2 separate regions of the Homo sapiens genome follow, and region 1 is linked to region 2. The links are chromatin loops, found by intact Hi-C in ENCODE. Cell type or tissue: prostate gland. All regions are shown on one strand.

The links. Hi-C counts contacts between places; a loop is a spot of excess contacts. Peaks named below come from ENCODE experiments on the same cell type or tissue, not always from the same donor. Only the 100,000 strongest peaks of a DNase experiment are listed, where the experiment ranks them.
Region 1: a loop joins it to region 2, with 4 times the contacts of the local background. A loop is called at or near these places in 37 of 110 quality-filtered maps.

The regions. Positions count from the first base shown.
Region 1 is chr22:39,554,063-39,562,062 of GRCh38, reverse strand. It overlaps LOC124905120 (a long non-coding RNA gene), which reads left to right and starts at 4,549. Exons shown (of 2, transcript XR_007068106.1): 1 at 4,549-4,621; 2 at 4,995-5,268. RefSeq lists an enhancer at 3,536-4,134. In prostate gland, CTCF peaks have their summits at 2,192 (motif pointing left) and 4,551; no DNase peak of the experiment used is centred here; H3K4me3 peaks cover 1,106 bases.
Region 2 is chr22:40,021,473-40,029,472 of GRCh38, reverse strand. It overlaps FAM83F (family with sequence similarity 83 member F), which reads right to left. Exons shown (of 5, transcript NM_138435.4): 4 at 7,510-8,000. Among named protein-coding and RNA genes, the nearest start is that of TNRC6B-DT, 19 kb to the left of the region's middle. RefSeq lists enhancers at 4,304-4,373, 5,792-6,292, 6,293-6,793. In prostate gland, CTCF peaks have their summits at 946 (motif pointing left) and 4,478 (motif pointing right); DNase peaks (open chromatin) are centred at 582, 891, 4,512 and 6,402; H3K27ac peaks cover 3,996 bases.

The DNA of each region.
Region 1 (8,000 bases), 470 kb after region 2:
GCCTTGGGTCTTACTTCAGCGAGCAAATCAGGGTGAACATGGCCCCTGATGGGAGGGAGGGGTGGCCAGCAGGAAGAGCACTGGATCAGGAGTCCCAGGACTCAAGGACCAGCTCTGCCCTCCCCACATCACATGGTCTCCCCAAGCTTCATTTCCTTTTGTATAAAATGCAGAAGACGATGCCTTTTCTGCCTTGAAAACCAGATAGAAAATGGGGAAAAACATTTGGAAAGCAACTTCATGAAAGAAAAGACAGCTTCATTGTACGAGGCCCCATGCTAGGTGCTGCAGAAACATGTCTGAGCCGCACAAAAATCCTTTCAGGTGAAAGGTATTATCCCAGTTTTATAAGAAGCGGATGCTTCTGTTGATGCTAGGTCACCTGATCCTCTTGCCATGGTTGTGGACTTGCTCACCTCTACCCCAGCTGGGACAGAGCTTAGGCCCCTCCCAAAAGGGGCCTAAGACCCTAGAACAACAGAGGGCTGGATGCAGCCCCCGCTGCTCAACAGGGTAGGGCAGGCAGCAAGACCCTAATGCTCCTCTCTACATGCACCATTAGCCAGACCTCTCTGGCCAGAGTCCAGGAGAAGGGGGCAGTGGGCAGAGGCAGACCTCAGAGATGAAGGGAAAAGTTCTGGGAGGCAGGGCCAGGTCTGCATTGAACCTGGCCCTGAAGAGCCCACAGCCTCCACAGAACCTCCACCCTCAAGATACCACGTCCTTCTCGTCCTCTCCTGCTCAAGGAGCCCCAAAAGCACCCAGCTGTTTTGCAAAGGTGTCCAAATATGCCATGCTAAATCCTCTGTGATCTGCACCCCTCATCTATCAATACGGTCTGGGTTCTCCAATCTGAGAGCACGAGTGGAAACCAGGACTCGTGGCCATGTCCCCACAAAGCACCTGGCAGGGGAGGCCAGATCCTCTCACAGGCACAGCAGCTCCAAAAGGGCAGGTTTTGTCTGTTCCCTTCCGTTCACTGCTGTGTCCCCCAGTGACCAGAACAGGCCTTAGAACACAGTACATGAAGAATAAATATTAGAGAGAAAGAGAGAAAAGGAAATCGGAAAATCCAATTTGTTTTCTTCCCTCTGTAGACTGGCAGCCATGGTGGGGGACAGACTCAACCCACATCTTCCTGGATATCAGGATCCACAGATCCACGGACCCATGGATCCACCATCCACAGATTCACAGACACACCCACAGATCCACAGATGCCTGGACCCACAGACCCACAGACCTGCACACTCACACTCCCAGAGATCCACAGACCATACACCCACAGTGTGCAGGGCACACAGCACCCTGGGCTCTTTGAGCCCCCAGGCCAGACCTGGGATGCCAGGGGCACAAGAGTAGACTGAGGGCATTAAGGCTGGGGCATGTCCTAGGAACATATGGGAAGAAAACATTCTGCGGCAAAGAACAGGAGGTAGGGAAGGGGTTGGAAAGGAGAAGTGGGGACAGGAGGACAGGCGAGGAAGAGGAGCAGCAGCAGGGGAAGAGCTGGCTGCAGAGGAGAAGGGATGGAGGGGAGAGCGCCCTGCTCTCCCTGCAGCCCAGAGGGGTCTCTCTAGACCCCCATGCCCAGCCCAGCATCCCCTCTTTCCAGACAGTTTTTGACACCAGGAGCTGGGGGGCTGAGGAATCAAGAGAAGAAGGCAGCTGCCAAAGTGGAGACAGCCACGGATCAAGGAGCCACATAGGAGCCTGTTTGGCTACCTTGGAAAGCGCTAGGAACTGCGGGGTGGCGGGAGCCCTGCCAGCGTGGGGGAGGGACAGAGTGGTGCCCAGAAACTGACTGGCCTGAGAGCCCCTTCCTTGGGGCTGAGGCCCAGAGCAGCCACACTTGGGGTGTGGGGTGAAGGTGGCAGAGAGGGCCACAAAGGGGGCCATGATGAAGGAGACTGGGGGAGGGGAGTTGGAGGTGGTGACCCCTGTGGGCTCAGGGCGGGGAACTGGGTCCAGAACCACAGAGAGGCTGCAGTCCCCAAAACTGCTCCCAGCTTGGCTATGGACTCAGGAAGATGTCTGGAGCAGAGAGAGGGTGAGAGAGGATGGGGTTCTCACGGCACCCTCCACCCCTACCTGACCACTCAAGGTCAAGGGGAGGCCGCAGGGACCTGCGGACAGCCTGGCGCCCCCTGGTGGGCCTGGAAGATGCCCTCTCAGCCCCAGCTTTCTCAGGAGGTCTTGGAATGGGGGCAAGGGGAGGGGAGGGGCATGCAGGGTGAGGAGGAAGGAATGCGGAAGAAGCGGGCAGAGAACTTTGGTCAAAGGAAGGGGAAGGGGCCTCCAGCCAGGCCAGCAGCCCCTTCCCCAAGCCTCCCATTGTGGGGCAGGCACAGCAGCTCTGCACAGCTAGGAAGAGAGCGTGGAGGGCACGGTGTGGTGACCAGGCCCTCTGGGGTTGTGGGCAGATTCATGGGTTTGGTGCCAGGCCAGCTCAACAGCCTCCAGGCACATTCTTTCTTTTCCTCTTCCTCCCCCTGCTGAGGCCCCAGACCTGGTCTCTGCTCAGTGTCACCCTGTCCTGTCCTGACCTATCACCCACTGGTGTCCCCTCCCTCTGTCTCTGCGTTGACGGCGGAGGTGGGAAGGTAACAGGGAGGTCTCTAGACCCCAGCTCAGTCCCCAGCCCAGCCCTGGATCCTGAAGCCTGAACAGAAAGTTTGTCCTGAAGAGTGGACAAGAGTTCCGGAAGCGAGTCCTTAGGGCTAAGAGGAGCCACAGATTCAAGAGGTGACCAGGTGCCAGCAGGGTCTGAGGACGGGGTGCAGGGAGGTAGGCCCACACCATGGGCCAAACCCTTCCCCTGGGGCTGGGCCACAGATCCACACCCCTGTTCACACAGCGTCCTAGCCCCGAGGTGGTGCCAGCGTCTGCGGGGCGAATCCTCCAGGCAGTGAGAGACAGAGGACGAACTGGCCACTGCCTGGGCCAATCTGAGTGCTCCAGCGAGGACTCTCCTCGCATGGTGATCAGACCCCGGCACACCACACACGCCAGACACGCAGGCCCACTCCAGCGCTCGCTCATTCTCTCTCTCTGTCTCTCTCACACACACACACACACACACACACACACACACCTGGACCCAGGATACAGACCCTCAGGACAAGAATATAGCTCAGAGGTCTTCTCAGACCCCAATCTCATCCTCAGGTCAGGAGCCCCCAGGGCCCTGACAAGGCAGAAAGACACTAGCAGAGGGGCTGACTGAGGCCTCAGCCTGGGCCCCACCACAGCCCCCTCCCCCAGGCACCATGACTTCCCCCAAAAGAGGCCTCCCCACCACTGCCAAGCCCCGTAGTCCCCCACAGCTCCCCCACAACACCACCCAGTAGGCAATTAGCACCCAATCATCATAAGCACTCATTACATAACACCTCCAGCCGGCCGAGGGTCCCTTTCACCCCTACAGCCCCGGCTCCGACCCTGGCCTGGCTTCATGCAGCGAGGCCTCCGCCCCGCTGGGGTGCCAGCCAAAGGGGGGGTCTCCGCCACCCCCGCCTCCGGGAAAGTTAAACCCTGCCCGGGATTCCCCCATCCAGTGGCCCCCGCTGCCGCGCTCCCAGGCCAGCGCTCCCAGCTCAGCCCGCCGGACACGGGCACCAGCTCTGGCCCAGCTGCCCGCAGAGCCGCAGCCGCGGAGGGGCGGCCGGACGCGCGGACAACCCGGGCCCCGGCCGGCAGCCTGACTTGTTGAATAAATTTCTGCAGCGCTGGCTCAGCTGGCTTCAGTATTGGCACCGAGAGAACTTTCGTGGCCTTGGAGAGAGGACCGGTCAAAGTTTCCTGTCCTTCCTCCCAAGGCATGGCCCCGAAGGCGCGGGATGGGGGGCTCACCTGACGGGTACGCGCGGGTGGGGAGGATCGATCCCCAGAAATAAATAAATAAATGCCCCAGTGAAGAGAGAAGCCAACGCGCCAAGAAACTGGCATCGAAGCGAAGCCCTCCCTTCCTTCCCCCCACCCACCCAGCCCCCACCTACCTTGGCATGGACGTGGCCCGGCCGCGGGGGGTCGTCCAGGTTAGAGACGCGGGGACAACGCGTCCCCACCCGAAGCCGGCGATCGAGAGGGACCCCCAGCCCCGCCAGCCGACCCCCCGCCAATTCAGGATCAGCTGAGCCCCCGGGGCGCGGGGGGCGGCGGGCGGGGGGCGGCGGGCCCGGGGGCCCGGGCCATGGCGGGAGGAGGAGGAGGCGGCGGGCTGGAGGGACGGCGAGGCTCTGGGCGGGCGGCGGGCGGGAGCGCGGCGCTCCGGGCCGGGGCGGGGGCGCGGGTGCTGCGGGGACCGAGCAGCGGGGCAAGTGCCCGGGAGAGACCAGCGCGGCGGGGAGCGCGGGGCTGAGGCCGGTCTCTCGCCTGCCTCGGCTCTGCTCGCGCCTCCGGCTCAGGGCTCGAAGCGCGGGGTCTGCGCGCGGCGGGGGCTGCGGAGGAGCCCGAGCGCCTGGCGGTGCGGGGACGTGCGGCGGCGGCGAGACCGAGCCGCGCTGCGTGCGAGGAAAAGCCGTCCTTATACTGACACCAAATGTCTTCGGGGAAAGCTGCAGGCGCGGGACGCTGGAGGGGGGAGGCGTGGAGGCGACAGACAGACTGACGGCGGCGGCTGGTGAGCTCCCACCCCTTCCCAGAGGGTAGGAAGCCCCCAGCCCGCGGCCAGCTCCTTAAAATCCAGGTTCTTGCCTGGGGTGGGGTCCTGACCCCTCAGCATGGGGGCTGCGTCATGAGTAAAAAGAGGTGGGTGGGGGGCATTACTGACCACCCCCGGGTCCCAGGTGCCTGCTCTGCCACGTTCCACCCTGTCTCCTCTCTGAGATCCAGATCGGGGGTGTTCACCCCACTGCCCCGGTGAGGGGTCACCCACCTAAGACCCCAGCTCTTAAACGGTAGAGCTGAGCTAGAACCCAGCTCTAAAGGTCGCTCAACCGCCCAGGCTGCCTCCACACTTCTCATTCACAACCCTGCTTCTTCCCACCCTCTAGGCTTGGCTGAAAGGCCACCTCCTCCAGGAAGGCTTCTCAGAGGGCCCCCAGGTGAAACAGATGCCTCTATCCGGCTGCAAAGGCTTCATTCTCACCACTTTCCAGGACCCTGTCACACCAGTTCCCCCAATCCCACGCTCCTGAGGCCTGTCTCCCTTCCTCTCTCACCCAAGGGCTGTGGATTGGGGAGAGGGAGTGTTCAAGGTTATAACCCCCTTTTATTTGTTCATTTGCATCCAGCCAAACAAATTAAAAGCACCAAGACTCTCCCCAATGCAGGCCAAATGGTCTACTCACTGCCTCACAACTCAGGAAGCATTTAGTGAACACCTGCTGTGTGCTAGGCACTTCTTTAAACTGCCTGGAGTTCCACCCTTTTGCCCCCATTTTACCGATGAAGAAACTGAGGCCAGAGATGAGCTGCCTGGTCAAGGTTACTCCGCTGGGAAGCAGCAGCCCCCAGTACGAGTCCAGTGCTCCCAACCCCTGCCCAGATGTTGTCACACTGGGCTGCCCAGCGTAACCCTCTCCACCTCTTTGGAGAATGTGTGGTGAGGGGCACCAGGGGGTTGCTGAGGGCTGCCCTGAGCCCCCCCACCCCTCCGATGCTGGCAGATAGTCACAGCTTTAGAGAAAGGTACACTCAGGTTTGATCCCAGCTCTGCTGCTTCCTGACTGAGGATGGGAAGCAAAGCCCGTTAACATCTCTGAGTCTCAGGTGCCTCATCTGTGAAATGGCGATAAGGTTTCACACTTTGCAGGATGCAAACCATCTTTAAAGGGCTTAGCACAGTGTCTAACACATAATAGGTGTCCAACAAATATTCATCCCTTTCTAGCTTTTAGTCTAAGGAGACAAAACAAGCCTTTGTCTCCAGACTCCAAGGCAAGGTCGTCTAAGCACACACGGGCTGAGAGGTGTCTTACAGGTGTGAATTCAGCAAGCCAGACAGCCCTGCAGGTGGGACGGATTTACATCAGATCAGAGTGGGCTTCAGATCAGGAGTCTTCAGGGAAGCCTCATCAAAGGCGAGAGACTTGAACTGAGCCTTGAAAGCTTGTACAGGATCGAGATAAGAAGAGAGAAGGTGGGTAGAGAAATGGCATCAAGGAGGGAGAAGGCATGGAGGCAGGAACAAGGTAGCATGGCAGGCACTCCATGCCCCGAGCAGCTGAATGCACAGCTAGAAAGCCGCAGGCCTGGAGGGTGAAAGAAATCAGGCGGCATGATGGGGAGAAGATACCAACCACCACCAACTTCTTCCCATTCTCCTCCAGGGACATTTTCATAAAGCAAAGTTCAGAAGACTGGACAGGACCTCGAGAAGCCACCAGACGGTGAATTCTCAGGTCTGGGTCCCTTCAGCTATAGTCTTCCGAAGTGGCCACCCTGTCCCTGCTTGTACACCTGAGGTGATGTAGATCTCACCACCTCCTGGGGCAGCTCCTCTGCTCTCTGGGTATTTCTGATCATTCAAAGCTCTTTTACAGATTTGAGCAGAAATCTGCTACCCTTCGTGATCTGGGTCCCTTCCTTGTCTTGACAGGACTAACACTCCCACCTCAGCCTCCTTCAAGCATCTATACTAGCAGAAAGTCCTGTTTTATATCTAACCTTATGTTTCTTTTTTTTTTTTTTTTTTTTTTTTGAGACAAGATCTCACTCTGTTGCCCAGGCTGGAGTGTAGTGGCTCAATATCAGCTCATTGCAGCCTCAACTTCCCAGGCTCCAGTGATCCTCCCACCTCAGCCTCTGAGTAGCTGGGAACACAGGCACACACCACCACACCTAGCTAATTTTTTGTACTTTTTGTAGAGACGGGGTTTCACCATGTTGCCCAGGCTGGTCTCGAACTCCTGGGCTCGAGCGATCTGCCCACCTCAGCCTCCCGAAATGTTGGGATTACAGGTGTGAGCCACCGTGCCTGGCCCATGCTTTATGTTTCAACTAAAACCCTAGGCCAGGCATGGTGGCTCACACTTGTAATCCCAGCACTTTGGGAGGCTGAGGTGGGTGGATCATCTGAGGTCAGGAGTTCAAGACCAGCCTGGCCAACATGGTGAAGCCCTGTCTCTACTAAAACTACAAAAATTAGCTGGGTGTGGTGGCAAACGCCTGTAGTGCCAGCTACTCGGGAGGCTGAGGCAGGAGAATCGCTTGAACCCAGGAGGCGGAGGTTGCAGTGAGCTGAGATCATGCCACTGCACTCCAGCCTTGGTGACAGAGCAAGACTCCATCTCAAAAAAAAAAAAAACAACAAAAAAAACGTAGTTGTCCACTCTATCTCTGTCACTATTCTGCCCATCCCACGATCCACCCAGGATAGGGAGTGAGTTATGTGGATTTGAGGGATGACCCTGAAACCTACTGGGGCTGAAAGTACCACTCCATGTCTTAGCAAGAAGCAAGACTGGGGAGGTCCCTCCTGAGGGCCCTGGCTGACTGCAGGAGCTTCATCCATTCATTACTGCTATTTATGTTGTGCCTGGTAATTGCAGAAGGCTGCATCAGCCACACATATTTGTTGGTCCTACCATGTCCTGGGAGTAGGGCTGCCAGGCCACTACCAGAGGGTGGACGAGGTAGACCCCAGCCTGGAGCCCCCTAATGCACCCCCCTGACAAATGAACCAGGCTCCCTACCACCTCCCTAGACCCGGAATCCCCTGCCCTCTTCCAGGGACAAAGCCCAACCAGGCTCTTCCTTGCTGCTGCAGCAGCTGCTGGGCCCAGGCTCACCTCCGCCCCCCAGAACTTTCTTGCAATTGTAGTGGCTGGATAGAAAGGGATCATCTGTCCATGGGGACAAATAAACAAGCTGGGCTGAAGGAAACTGGGGCAGAATTCCTGCCCTATGACATGAAATGAGGTCCCTTCCAGGCCTAAAGATCTTAATAGCACAGGGACAAAGATTCCAGTATGCTCAGAATTCACACTGATTTATTTCTCAGATGCTCACAGATCCTTTATCTGTGCCAGGCCCTGGTCTAAGCACTTGACAAAAAT
Region 2 (8,000 bases):
CGCTTGGTGGATTCAGCTTCAGTTCCTACCCTGTGTGCTGTCCACATCTCCAGTTGAGGGGCTGGGGTCACTGTCTCCCTCCCAAGCTGCTGATCTGGAAACCAAGTCAATAGGGCACCCGGGAAAGTAGAAGGGAAGATTCTGCCTGTCTCAGCAGCCTCGGCAGGAGCCCCACTGGGTGGGACATCAAGGTGACAGCCATCTCCTGACCAAAGAGGGGTCGGGGAAGGATCCAGGCTGCAGAATCAATGACAACAACCATCAAGTCCAAAGTCTTGGCTGCTCTGTCTACAGACTAGCCATTCTTTTGTTTCTTTACTTTTCTAATAAACTTGCTTTCACACACACACACACACACACACACACACACACACACACACACACACACACACGTCTAGCCAAGAGGCCGCTCACTACCAGCTAGTACATGCAGCTCCACCGCCTGCAAAGTAAGACTGCGGTCCTTCTCTCTGGTTCCCCTCCCGGGCTGCCGCATTCTACCGCTGAGGTGCCCACAGCTCCCAGAGCCAGCCAGCGACAGTGCCAGAACCTGGCCTTCCCGGTCCAGTTCCAGCTCCTTCCGCCACAGGCCGCCTAGGCTGGAAGAAGGAAAGCTGGCGCCTCAGGAAAGGCTGGCGCTGGCCAAGAGCTGCCACCGTGGGGTGGATCACACTGCTTAGGACGCGCCTTTGAAGGGAGGACAGAGAGGAACGCGCTGCCTGTAGGGAGGGAAGGGGGAGAGAAAGCTGTCCCCCGCCCCCGGCCAGAGAAGCTGATTTCTCTTCTTCCCCAGGCCTCTACCATTCCTTCCCACTCTCTTTACAGTCCTGAGATGAGGCCTGCGGTTCCTTTGGCTGGATTCCTGCTCTCGGACCTCCGGAGGGAGTGCAGGGGAGTAGCGAGGCAGGCCTGACACCTGCAGGCCTGCGAGGTGTCAGGCGCTGGAGCGGGGAGCCCATGTCCTCGGAGCGCTGGCTGCCTTTCCCCAGGTGGAAGGCGCTCGTGTTATTTCCTGCCAGTTCCCCTCCACACAGCAAGGGCTGCCTCTCTGGTGCTCACACAACCTTCCAGTATCACTTCAGCTGTGAATTTAATTAAGGCCATGTCTGCCTCCTCTCCTGGGCCATGAGCAGGACCCACTGAACAGAGCCCAACTTGGAGCCCTGCCCTGCCACACAGGCTGCTGCTCCTGCCCACTGCACTGTGACCCACGGCCTCGGGCCTCATCCATCCAGGCAGACTGAACGAGCTCTTCAGGACTGACCACAAATCCAGCTGCACCCTCATTAAGGGTGTTCCCCCACCTTTGGGCAGGAGGCTGCGCCCCAAGGGCTCCATGGCCAAGGCGCTGGGGGTCACTTTCCGCAGTGGTGCCGAGCACGTCTGGGGCGGCTCTGCTAGTGGGATGAAATGCGGCCATCTTAGAGTCACTCACTGCTGCAATGGACACATTCGTCCCCATTTCCCCCCATCAGCTGGTTTGATTTGCGTGGCCCACTAAGCAGATGTCAGTTCCTCCCCAGAGGCAGCAGCATTTTGGAGGCAGGTAAGCAAATCAACCTCCAGATCGTTAAACAGGGGAGGCGGTGTAGCTGGGGGTGGGATGGTGGTGGGTGGTGGTGGGGGTAGCTGCTTCCCAAGCCTGCACACCACCCGGCTGGCTGCCTCCGGGAGAAGCCTGGCAAGGCAGGGGCAGGGCCCATCTTCACCAGCACCATGCTCCCCACTTTTTTGTAAGGCAGGGTGAAAGCCTGGAGACAGCACCTAGACTCAGAATTCATTTCCTAGCCCCGGACAGGACAGAGAAACTGGCTTGGCTTGAGGACAAACTCTGTGTCCCTTGTCATTCCCTGAGTGCTCACATATTGGGAGCTGACCACGTGTGGGGAGTCAGCCCTGCTCAGGTGAACAGGGAAGGTGTATAAATGACCAGAATAGTCTTTTTTACAAAGTATGCGTGGCCTGGGAGCTTCAGAGGTGACGCCAAGGTGGAGCTGAAAACGGGTGCAGGGTGGGAGGAGGGGCCGCTCAGCGGAGCGGAGCCATGTGACATAAGCATGGGGTGAGGGTGGCAGCCTGGGGCACTCGGGACCTGCAGTCAGTCTGGTTTGCTGGCAGGTGAGGTGGTGCGGGAGAGAGGGAGGCAGAGGTCACCCACATGGAAGCCATGACAAGGACAATGATGTGCAAACCGCATGCACAGGCTCCAGGGCTTCGCATTCCCTGTATCTGGAAGAATCTTCCCTCAGATGTCCACAGGGCCCTCTCCTTCCATTGAAGTCTTGCTCCGAGGCTCCTTGGTTAGAGAGGCCTTCCCTGGCACCCTTTATAGAAGGGTCATCCTCCCCTAATCCTCGTCTCTCCCCAGGGTAACATGCTCCATAAAAGCAAGGACCATGTTCATTCTGTTCACAGCTGTGCCAGGAACTTAGAGCAGGGCCTGGCACAGAGCAGACACTTCGTAGACACATATTTATTGAATAAAATGCATGAGACAGCAACGGCGAGCTACTTAGGGGTTTAGCACAATCCTAGTAACAACAGTAATAACAGCAGCAGATGCCCCAGACGCAGCAAGAGCAAGAGAGAGATCTGAGACCTGCGGCCCCAAGGGATGACACAGGAGAACAAGTCCCCCAATCCAGCGGCCCAGCAGCCACAGCTCTACAGAGCCAGACCACACTGCCAGCCAGGGGGCCAACCACACATAAATCCAGGGACCCCAGGAGAGTTCTGGAAAGGGACTGTCACTGCAGGTCACCTCAGAGAAACTGGGAAGCAAAGCACAGGCCCAGGGACTCTGGGGCAGGAAAGGACCCCGAGGCACTCTGGGAAGCAAGTTGCTGCTGTCATCTTCCTCTCGGCCCCCACAACACCGTGGGAAAGGGCTGGTCCTCTATTTGGGGCTCTGGTTCTTCCGAACAGTTTTTTGTTTTGTTTTGTTTTGTTTTTTGAGACAGATTCCTACTGTGTCACCCAGGCTGGAGTGCAGTGGTGTGATCTCCACTCACTGCAACCTCCACCTCCCGGGTTCAAGAGATTCTCCTGTTTCAGCCTCCCGAGTAGCTGGGACTACAGGCAAGTGCCACCATGCCTGGCTAATTTTTTGTATTTTTAGTAGAGACAGGATTTCACCGTGTTAGCCAGGATGATCTCGATCTCCTGACCTCATGATCTGCCCACCTAGGCCTCCAAAAGTGCTGGGATTACAGGCATGAGCCACCACGCCGGGCCCAAACAGTCTTTAAAGGTGCAGGGAAACGGTGCCGATCCTAGCCTTCTGGAGATGGCCATGATATCTGCAGAAGGCTGGGGAGGCAGGAGATCACACTGCCCTTTCTCCCTGGGCAGCCACGGACACAGGGCCTGGCCTCTCTGAACCTTGGGGGTCTCATTGTGAGATGCTGTCATCAGGCAGGATGGCAGCGAGGAGGACGCCAGTTCCATGTGATGGAGTATGGCACCATGTCTCTCGCCACTTCAAAAGTGTTGGCCATTTCCCAGTCATCTCCCTGGGGGAACTGGGTGGGGTCTCAGGCACAGCACAGGGATCTCCTCCCCTAGGCTGGCAGCACTCAAAGGGCAGGGCCTCATCTGTGTTTCCTCAGTCGCCACGGAGTCGGCTGGTCTGAGGACCCTCTGCACTGGGGAGCTACACTGGAAAATGAGGGCCCTAATTTAAAATGCAGATTCCTAAGCCCTGCCCAGTGGTACAGACTCTATTTGTTGGATTTTATTTTTATCTTTAAAAATTCTATTATTATTATTTTGAGATGGAGTCTCGCTCTGTCACCCAGGCTGGTGTGATCTCAGCTCACTGCAGCCTCTGCCTCCTGGGTTCAAGTGATTCTCCTGCTTCAGCCTCCCAAGTAGCTGGGATTATAGGCACCTCCCACCATGCCCAGCTAATTTTTGTATTTTCAGTAGAGACAGGGTTTCACCATGTTGGCCAGGCTGGTCTCGAACTCCTGACCTCAGGTGATCCACCTGCCTCGGCCTCTCCAAGCGTATTTGTTGCATTTTAAAATTTGTATTTACTTTTGCTTTTATTTTTTTGAGACAGGGTCTCTCTGTCGTCCAGACTGGAGTGCAGTGGCACAATCACAGCTGACTGCAGCCTCGACTTCCCAGGCTCAAGTGATCCTCCTGCCTCCACCTCCCAAGTAGCTGGGACTACAGGCACACGGCACTACCCCCAGCTAATTAAATTTTTTTTTAAGAGATGGGGACTTGCTATGTTGCCCAGGCTAGTCTGGAACTCCTGGGCTCAAGGGATCTTCCCAGCTCAGCCTCCCAAAGCACTGGGATTACAGGCATGAGCCACCGCGCCTGGCCTCGTTGCATGTTTACCAAGGCTCTCCACTGAGGCTGCTCTGTGAGTTTGGGGGTCCCTGACCCAGGGAGCCTGTGCGGAGGGCACAGAAGCTCCAGAATAAGGGATGAACACTCCCAGCAGGAGGCGAGGGCGGAGGGAAGACGTAGAAGAGGCGCCTAGCTTCTGCCACTAGAGTGCGCCGTGAGCCTTGAAACCGCTGGGCACCCCTGGCCCCCAGCTGGATCCCCAGCCGGAAAGGAGGAAGCAACTTCCCTAAGGTTCTCCCAAGGGCCACACCTGGGTTTGCAAAAATTTGCATGCTGTTTGACAACTATATACTCCTTATCAAGCAATTTTACAGGCTGTCAGCTCTGAGCTTTTTCTATTTTTTCTCTTATGACAGAAACTGTCATCAACTCAGGTTCTCCCTTGACAAGAGGGCAGCAGAGACAGAAAGAACAGAGGCAGAATCTGAACTCCAGGGGACCTCGGAAACCCTCAATGGTGCACTCCCCCACCTTCTAGATGAGAACACAGCCCCAGGGAGGGGACGGATGTGTCCTGGGTACAGGGAGCAATGTGTCCCGAATTGAGAGCCAGGTGGCAGCTGCTCTGGGAGGTTCTGAACATTTACCAGGGGAAGGGGACACTTTCCCTGCATGGGGGCCCAAAGGCAGGAGCTCAGGTTCTCACTGATTCCCACGGTGGGTGCCCCATGCTGTCAGGGGCCCACCTTCTCACACATGCAGTCCTGGCTGCTTAGCTGCTGCTGCCTGAGGGGAGACACTGAAGCAGCCCCACTTGGCCATGGTGTGGGAAGCTGGAGGCCGTGAAAAAGGGCCTCTTAGGAGAGGAGCTCCTGGCCAGGCGCGGTGGCTTGTGCCTATAATCCCAGCGCTTTGGGAGGCCCAGAGGTAGGAGGATCACTTGAGGCCAGGAGACCAGCCTGGGCAACATGATGAGACCCTGTCTATACAAACAATTTAAAAAATTAGCCAGGCATGGTGGCACACACCTGTGAGCCCAGCTACTCAGGAGGCTGAGGTGGGAGAATCGCTTGAACCGAGGAGGTTGAGGTTGCAATGAGCTGTGGTCGCACCACTGCACTCCAGCGAGACATTGTCTTAAAAACAAACAAAACCAGCAAAAGACAGGAGAGGAGCTGCTGCTTCTCCCTCAGGCCTTGGGAGGGAGAGGAAAGGTGCGTGAATTTCAGGACTGCAGGTACTGGGCGCCCACCCAGGTGGGCAGAAGCCTTACCGGAGGAGGCTGCTCTGTGTTCGTCTAAAGGACGGACAAGGAACGGGATGATGGTTCCGGGCATCCCCGGACCTTCCTGGCTGTCCGTGCCCTCGCCCTCACTATTCCCTCTCTCTCTCTATCCCAGCATCAGGTGCCCTGGAGAGGAGCTTCCCAAGGGTACCGTCTGTGTCTGCAAGGCTGGCTCCTGGGCACCATGTGCAGACACCAGAGAGCGGCAGCAGGGGCAGGGCCGCCGTGACCACCCGAGATGTGGGAGCAGGGACATGGATGTGGAGGGACACGCAGAAGGCAGCGGGAAGGGACAAGACAATGGGCTTTGAGTTTCCATGGAAACTGCATCTCAGGGCGAGGGGCTGAAGGAAGAGAAAGCTTCCACTCCACTTCAGTCAGGACTCGGGAAATAGTCCTTGCTGCTGTCGGCTCGCCCCCTCCTTCCCCTCTTCCACCTCCTTCCCCTCTTCCCCTCGCTCCCTTGCCAGGTGTTCACCATGGCAACCCTTCCTCCAAACCAGAGGTACAGAGCAGGAGCAGCAGCAGCAGCAGCAGCTGGTGTTAGGGGAGCCAGGGAGCCCAGGAGGAATGGGGATGGGGCCAGCCACCCCTCCCCTGACAGAACATGGCTGTGCCCATGCCTGGTCTTGAATCCTGGCCTTACTACCACTTCCTGTGACCTGGGACCACTTCATTCACCTCTCCGAGCCATCTGCCACCTCTGTGCTTGAAGGGTGGTTGTGGGGGCAGAAGGGGAGAGAGAGTGCCTGTGCAGGACCTGGCAAGCCAGCAGCTCAGTCAACGTCTCCAGGCCAAACAGAAGGAACGCCCTGACACTCCCACTGTGCCCACAGCCACAGAGGCGCCCAGGCCTGTTCCAACTCCAAGAAGCAAAGTTAGCCAACATTTCCTGAGCACAGAATGTGTCAGACTCCAAAGCAGTGCTGGGGAATTAGCAGAGGGGATGACACTTGTGCTCCCTGCTCTCACACCATCACAATCCGGTTAAAGCTGGTGTGCAGGAATGCAGGAGTCCTGGAAGCCCTTGGGCCGGGCACACAAGACCTCAGGCCCTGCCATCGCCCACCTGGCCAGCCAGAGCCCAGTTCTCATCACTGGGCTCCACAGCGATGGAGGGAGAAACCCCACCATGGAAAGTCCCCTGACTCAGGGATGCAGAGATGAGAAAGGCACCGCCACCAGCCACCTGAAAGGCCACCCCAGAGACTGCTGCAGAGAGAGACATAAAGTCCAGGGCCTCCTGGGGATCCCAGAGAGATGCCCAGAAAGACGCTGCCATGGAACAATCCCACCCAGGGACAAGCAGCTGGGCAGACAGCACTCAGCAGAGGGACGTGGAGAAACCAAGTCGGACTGCCCGTCACAGAGACAGGAAACTGGGTCAGGGCACCAGTAGGGTACAGGGGAGGGTGGGGTGTGTCTAACCAGGTGAGATCCTGACAATAGGTGATCTGGCAAGGGAAAAGGTTTGCTAGAAAGAGCCCTCAACTCAGAGCCAGGGTCGAGCTGCAGCCATGCACCCCACTGTGCAGAGCCCCCGTTTCTTCACTTACAAAGGAGAAAGTTTCTCAGCTTATTTGATTTGTTGGGTTACCATGAGGGCTGATCTGAATGCCTTCTAGCAGTAGCATTAGAAGCTCTGAGACCCCTCCATGCCAAGCCTGGAATCCTTCTCTTTTTTCAGAGAAGAGGAAAATGAAACTCAGAGCTGCAGGACTTGCCCAAGGCCTCCAGGCAGCTAATGGCCGGGGCCAGAATGGGAACCAAGGACCCCGGAACCCCAGAGCTCCTGCCCTCTCTGTGCCCACAGATGGAATCTACTCCTCTGCAGGTATGAGGCAGTGCTCCTGGATAAGAGCCGATGCGGGGCGAGGGCCAGAGGCCTGGGGAGGCACCAGGCCAGAGGGAAGAGGGCTCACCTGAGATGTCAGCACTGGAATTCTCGTTGGGCCTCTTCCCCGTCAGAAACTCCACTTCAGAGGTCTCGGTGGAGACAGAGCTGGCCATGCCATTGGGCGCCGCAGGCCTCTTGGCTCGGCGACTGAAGAGCCTGCTGCTGAAGCGCCTGGCGGGGGCGGCCTCCCCCCGGGCCGCTTCTCCCATGCCGTTTCGGCTGGGTGCCTCTCGGGATTTGGGCTTCAGGTCTCTGTGCATGTGAGAGACCATCCTGCCATCCTTCTGGCTCAGCTCTCCCAAGGGGATGGGCTCCACGGGGGGCAGCACCTGCTCCACCGTAACCAGGTCTTTCAGGAAGCTCTCCAGGCGCCAGGCCGACTCGCCACCGCTGGCGCCCTCCTCCTGCCCCTCCGGGTTGCCGCCCGCCTCCCGCTGTTGCCGGGCAGCCCAGCGCATCATCTCCCCAGGCGGGTGGCGGCAGCCTGACACCAAGGCGTACTTGGGGTTGATAAGC